2 separate regions of the Homo sapiens genome follow, and region 1 is linked to region 2. A link is a loop called in an ENCODE intact Hi-C map of the cell type or tissue named here. Cell type or tissue: heart left ventricle. All regions are shown on one strand. Links, peaks and the distances in the headings refer to the core of each region. The heading gives the core; the rest is flanking DNA.

The links. A loop is a pair of places that touch in the nucleus more often than their neighbours do. Peaks named below come from ENCODE experiments on the same cell type or tissue, not always from the same donor. Only the 100,000 strongest peaks of a DNase experiment are listed, where the experiment ranks them.
Region 1: it touches region 2 in a loop (5-fold over the local background); 2 of 110 quality-filtered maps call a loop at or near these places.

The regions. Positions count from the first base shown.
Region 1 is chr4:57,876,139-57,879,056 of GRCh38, reverse strand. No RefSeq gene overlaps it. Among named protein-coding and RNA genes, the nearest start is that of LINC02380, 450 kb to the right of the region's middle. In heart left ventricle, for the core only: no CTCF peak of the experiment used is centred there; no DNase peak of the experiment used is centred there; H3K27ac peaks cover 1,530 bases.
Region 2 is chr4:57,441,353-57,444,270 of GRCh38, reverse strand. All of the region lies in intron 4 of LINC02380 (long intergenic non-protein coding RNA 2380), which reads right to left. Among named protein-coding and RNA genes, the nearest start is that of LINC02380, 17 kb to the right of the region's middle. In heart left ventricle, for the core only: a CTCF peak has its summit at 1,330; a DNase peak (open chromatin) is centred at 1,340.

The sequences.
Region 1 (2,918 bases), core at 126-2,625, 430 kb before region 2:
AAGAAGTTCCCAGAGGCATAGTCAACAGGACAATTATTTTGTAACCAAGGGTTACAGATTATCAGAACTTTTTAAGGCAGATGACTGAAGAAGTTTTTTTTCAGGGCAAAATTCTTATCAACATTTATTCTTTTGGTACCGTTTATTTCCATTTGTTTTAAAAACACTCTATATAAAGAAAAATCATCCACATAGTTACCAGCTCTCTTTTAGAGCATTGACCAAAAAAATGTAATATGTATATACACACCACATAAGAATTATTGCCTTTTTCTTATCATGAAACTGACATTGCCTCTGCTTTATTCGAAACACTGTCCAACGGACTCCCTTCCTGGGGCTGATGGTAACCAAACAGGCTTCATACGCTCTTTTACCTTATCCTGAAAAACCTTACCATAATCCTCTCTGAGTGGTTACCTTAACCCGTCTCTTTCATAATTTTATTACTATTACACTCCTTCCCCATGCTCCTCCCAATCATACATCCCTAAATTGTTTCAGAAGCTTCCTGGTTCCTTACTACTTCTTGTAAGAGAATGGACTGTCCCTCACTCTTAAATATGTCAGCTGATAGTTACTAGAAAATCCAGGAAGCCTGTCTGTAAAAGATGTTTTCATCCCAAATCCCTCTTATTGCCCAGTCCCAGACTTTTTCCCTTTTGGCCCTCCATTTAGCTCATTCTTATAAGTGTTTACACTTAATCCAGAGTCATATAGTCTCCATAACATTATAATATTTCTGCATAATGAATTACACTTATTTAACAAACACTAATGGTGGTCACTATGTGATAGGCTTTGTTTCCAAGTGATTTCCAAGGATGAATTGTGTAAAGCTCACAAAGAATATATAAGAAAGGTGTTATTTCTATCCCCATTTTACAGCTGGGAAAACTGAAGCTTGGTGAGTGTAGGTAATTTACCCAAATTATAACTAATAAGCAGCAAAGCCGTAGTCAAACCTGAGAAACCTGGGTACAAAGACCAAGCTCTTGTTCTCCACACGGTGCTTTCTTCCACGACTTCGAAAAGAAATAGAGAAAAAAAAAATTCAACTGCAAGAAATGACAAAAACGGAAAGACAGATGAAGAAACAGACCTGCAAAGATGAACAACAGCACAGAATGACAGTAATCAGAGAAAAAAAAGAGGAAGACAGGGACAGAGAATGATAGACAGAAATATGTGCTTTCACAAAGACAGAAGCAGAAAAAATAATAGTCAGAAAAGACAGCAGCACAGAGGCCAAAACATTCAGGTTTAAAAATATAGTTTATTAAATATCTTGCTATCTGTGAGGCATACAGTTATTTTTCTTTCTGAACTGCAAGTTATTAGGAGTTAAAGTTGAAATATTTTAAACACACATAAAGAAGTTTGCATTTAGACACAAATGATCTACATGTAAGAATGCTGAGGAATAATTTAAAAGGGAATGTGGAGAAAGCCTGTTAAAATGAGTAGCTTGGCAACGGTAGAGGGCTAGTGACACATTTAGGAAATAATTGGCAATATTGGTTGTTTTTAAGGAGACCCTAGAATTTAGAATGCTAAAGAAATATTGTTTTTTAAAGATATTGGTGGCATGTATGCTAACAAGACTTGGAAAGAGATATGCCTCTGAACTGGGTGAGCTGCAGTCTCTAAATTGCCTGCACAAGAGTCATCCTGGTGACATGCTCAGCGTGCTAATTTTATACCAGAAAAATGTACAGACTTCTTTCAGGTCACAGGGACTGCTGGAAACTTAGGAAGGAGTAGACTTGTAAAAAGCCTAACAGCAAAGTATGTACTGAAAAATTGCCCTGCTTTCCTCTTCGCATTTATAAACTCTGTTGGAGGACGGTCTCCATGTGTTGGAGCATTATCTCCATTTTTTCCACATGCTTTCTCCCTGAAGTGGGAACTTAACTACAGTGAAGTATCAATGTCACCAAGCTGGCAGCCTGTGCTTGTCAGATGTGGTTTTTGTTCTGCACATGGCACAGAAGGAATGGCTAGACATTACTACCCAATTCCCAAAAGTCTCTGAGGAGCTGTTAAGCACCTCCATAATAAAAAGCTTTGTTTTGTAGTTACTTAAGTTCATTCATTCATTCATTCATTCATTCATTTGAACAAGGGACAAATGATTTTCTTCACAATTTTATTGAAGTATAATTGAAGTACAGCAAACCACACAGAGTTGATCGTTTTTATTTGTGAATCCTGTATTTGTAAATTCACCTACTTGATAACATCATGGCACTTTTGTAGTCATCTGAAGATGCGTGGAGTGGTGAAAAATTTGAAAAAAATTTCTCTTTCATGTTTCAGCTCTCAAATTGTAAACAAGTACCCTGTTTTTGGTTGTCCTTTCAGTGACACCAAAAAAATGTGTCCTTTCAGTTGTCCACATTTTTGTGCTTTTTGTTGGTGATTTTGCAGTTTAAAATTGGTCTCTCGAACCTACCACTAAAGTGCTGTCTGATGTTCCTAAATGCAGGAAGTCTGTGATGTGTTTTATAGAGAAAATATGTCATTTGGATAAGCTTCCTTTAGGCATGAGTTCTAGTGCTTTCCACTGGGAGCTCAATATTAATATGTTACAACCAGAAAAGGAAGAAAAAATTTGCCAATCTGTATCTGAGGCTGTTCCAGAAAGTGTTAAAGTAATATTTATAAATGAAGCCATGGAAAACAAAGAAAAGTTAAATTTGTGAATTAATGAGATGATAGCTTATTTTTTCAATTAAAAAAAAAGCATACTGGATAGCATTGTTGTGAGACTGAAAGTCCAAGACATTTATGGCTGTGTTACCCAAGGTCAGGAAAATGTTAAAACCTCCTTGGCTAGTACTGGCCAGCTTGTGTCTTTCTAATGGTGATATCACATAAAAAATGTTAGGCTTCAATGTGAGGCAGGTTCTGCAGAT
Region 2 (2,918 bases), core at 261-2,760:
CCATCTGTTGTATTTAATCCATTTTCCCTCTCAAGACAGAACATCTTGGAGAAACTAATGCAGCACAACATTCTTATACTTTCTTAAGGTAAACTTTCCTCTCTGCTTATAGAAAGGGAGCTCACTGCTGACTGTGGGGATAACAGAACATGGTGCTTAGAGACAGGGAGGAGAGCCAGACTTCCTGCGTTCCAAGCTCAGCCCAGCTCTGCTAATCACTAGTTACATGACCTGGAGCAAATTGTTTAACCTCTCTGAGTCTCAGTTTCTTGATCTTAAAATACAAGGCTTATAATATTACCTCCCTCAAAGGAGTGTTGAGAGGTGAGAATTGAATAAGGTAACATGAGTACAGCATGTAGGGCATGCTTGGCTTGGGATGTGCTGTGTCGGTGTTTATTTAGTAACAGTATTATCCAAGTGTGATGTTGGATGGAAGTCCTGTAGGATGAGAATAAGGGGAAATGCCAAGAGGGAAAACCAGCTAGTGAAGAATGTCCCTGTATTTCTGGCCACCGTGGGCCAGGCCTGGCGGGGAGCAGTAATTATTGTAATTAAAAGCAAGTTTCAGTGTCTCAGAGACCCAAGTAGGATGGAGCCACTTGTCATAGGTTTTGCCTTGTGAGAAGGCAACGCTGTAACAGGCCACAAAATTGCTCTAACCTTCCGTTCCTAAGTTGTCACATGCTGCCGGATCGATGCCTCCCTGGCACCTGCTATTGCCAGCAATTTCGGCGCTCTTTCAACAGTACCTCTCTGCTGCTGCACCCATGCCAAGAACAGCTCAAGGGGCTGATAAAGAGACCTAAGTGCTAGGGCCACACAACCCAGGCTGACAAGAGGGCAGGGGGAAGAGAGGCTGGGGGCAGGGGGGAAAGGGAAGTGAGAGAGATGGAAGCAAGGAAGCCAGTGGCTGCGGGAGTGCCCAATCTTGTTTTAATATCCTTCTGACCCCAGAAAGAGAAATGACAGTGGAAAGCTTGTTAACAGCAACAGGACACAGAGCCAACCCTTTCTTTTCTCTACTTTCCAGGAGGCCCAGGTGACACAATCGCCTGATTTGTGTTCTCTGTGCTCCCTGGTATTTGGCCTACAGGTCTCTGCATTTTCTCTCCAACCTTTTAAAGCATAATAACAGACCGTGCCTTTCTGAAGCATGTGTTAGAGACAAAGAACACAGGAATATGTCATTTTCTATAAAGGCCAGAAAGGGTGTTGTGACCAGCGAAGTGCTAAAATGACATTTGCACTTAGGTGACAAACAAGCCCATTCCATTCCAGGTAAAGACCAGAGCTTTTTCCAGCAACAGTAAAACACAAGAAAGTAAAGGCTGCCCTCGTCAGGGTGCTCTGGGGATGACAACTGCTGCTTCAGAAGGCAGCAAGTTGCACTCTGGAGACAGACCTTGGATGAAAGATCAGGAATGAAAAGCCACATCTGCTTTCAGGTGGACGCTGCCTAAGGTCTTGTCCTTGAGCAATATTCTCCCAGGCACCAGTGCATTAGGAAAGAAGCAACAAACCAGGAGAGAGTCTTGTTTAAGCTGCCTGCTCACATAAGCAAAGTCTTTGAAATATGACTTTAAATAAACTGAACTTGAGAAACAAGATTTCTAATACTACAAGAATCTGTGAATAGGTGCATTAGACTGATACAAACTGTTAGCTGAATCCAATGCGTTTTTGGATGAGGGAGACAAGCAGCCATTCTCCACACAGCTAAAGAAGAAAAAATATGAAAGTGGCAGTTGAGAGGCGTAGGAACAGGAACACTCCTGGCTCCATCACAAGATTTGCTGCCTGAAATTGGGCAAGGTACTCGCCTGCTGTTGGACTCAGTTTCTTCATCCGTAAAATCAGGTGCCTGGCTGAAGGATGCCTGAGATTCCTTCCAGCCAAGACATGTTATGATCCATGACCTTCATTTTGTACTCTCAGCCAGCAGTATAAGTGCTCCAAAAGAAATAAATGGAGCAAAGAAAAGAATAAAATAAAATAAGAACGTCACGCCAGCCCATCCGTTTTCTACAACCTGTGGGCTCACCCCAATTGAGGGTCCTTGGAGTTAGGGCAAAAGGGTCTACAGTCCTGCCTCACACTTCTAATTGCTGGTATGATTCTTCTTTAATTCGACATACTGAAGTCATGGAATCTTTTTGCATTTTCTTACTTAACAGATAACAGAAACGTGATTGTTAGCAGAAGACAAGTTTTTATTTTTTAAGAAAGATCCTCTACTAAAAGGGTTTAAAATCTTATAGTTCAAGGCTTAATCACAAAATTCCCTAGAAATAAAGCTCTCACATGAAAGCTTTGTACACACACACAGACACACACACCTACTCCATCTGAAATTCAGTACTAAAAGCAATCAGCAATTAAACATAGAACAAAGAGCCCCTACAATGAGCTGCAGTCAGTGACAAGCCAGCTGAATCTTTGGGACATTTCTAATTGGTGAGGAGGAAAATCCATAAGTGCAATAAGCCACTATCGGTGAATAAGCTCATGAGCTACTGAAGGCTGATTTAGGAGTTGTCATTTTGAAGTCTATTTCCTTACCTGGGCCCCACACAATGCCCTCCTCTCCCTCACACATCTCTAACGTGCGTGAAATACGTATTTTTAAAAAGCCAAGTTTTCTTATTTTAATCTGCCAGCCCATAATATGGTTCAGTCAACCCTAAGGCTCTTTTCTTGGCTTTTGCTCTGAGGAGTTGCCAGGAAGGAGAATCACAGCTCCAGACTACTTCTCCTTTACGAAAAAATTGAGGCAGTGGCTGGGCATGGTGGCTTATGCCTGTAATCCCAGCACTTTGGGAGCCGAAGCAGGTTGATCACCTGAGGTCAGGAGTTCTAGACCAGCCTGGCCAACATGGCAAAACCCTGTCTCGACTAAAAATACGAATTTTAGCCGG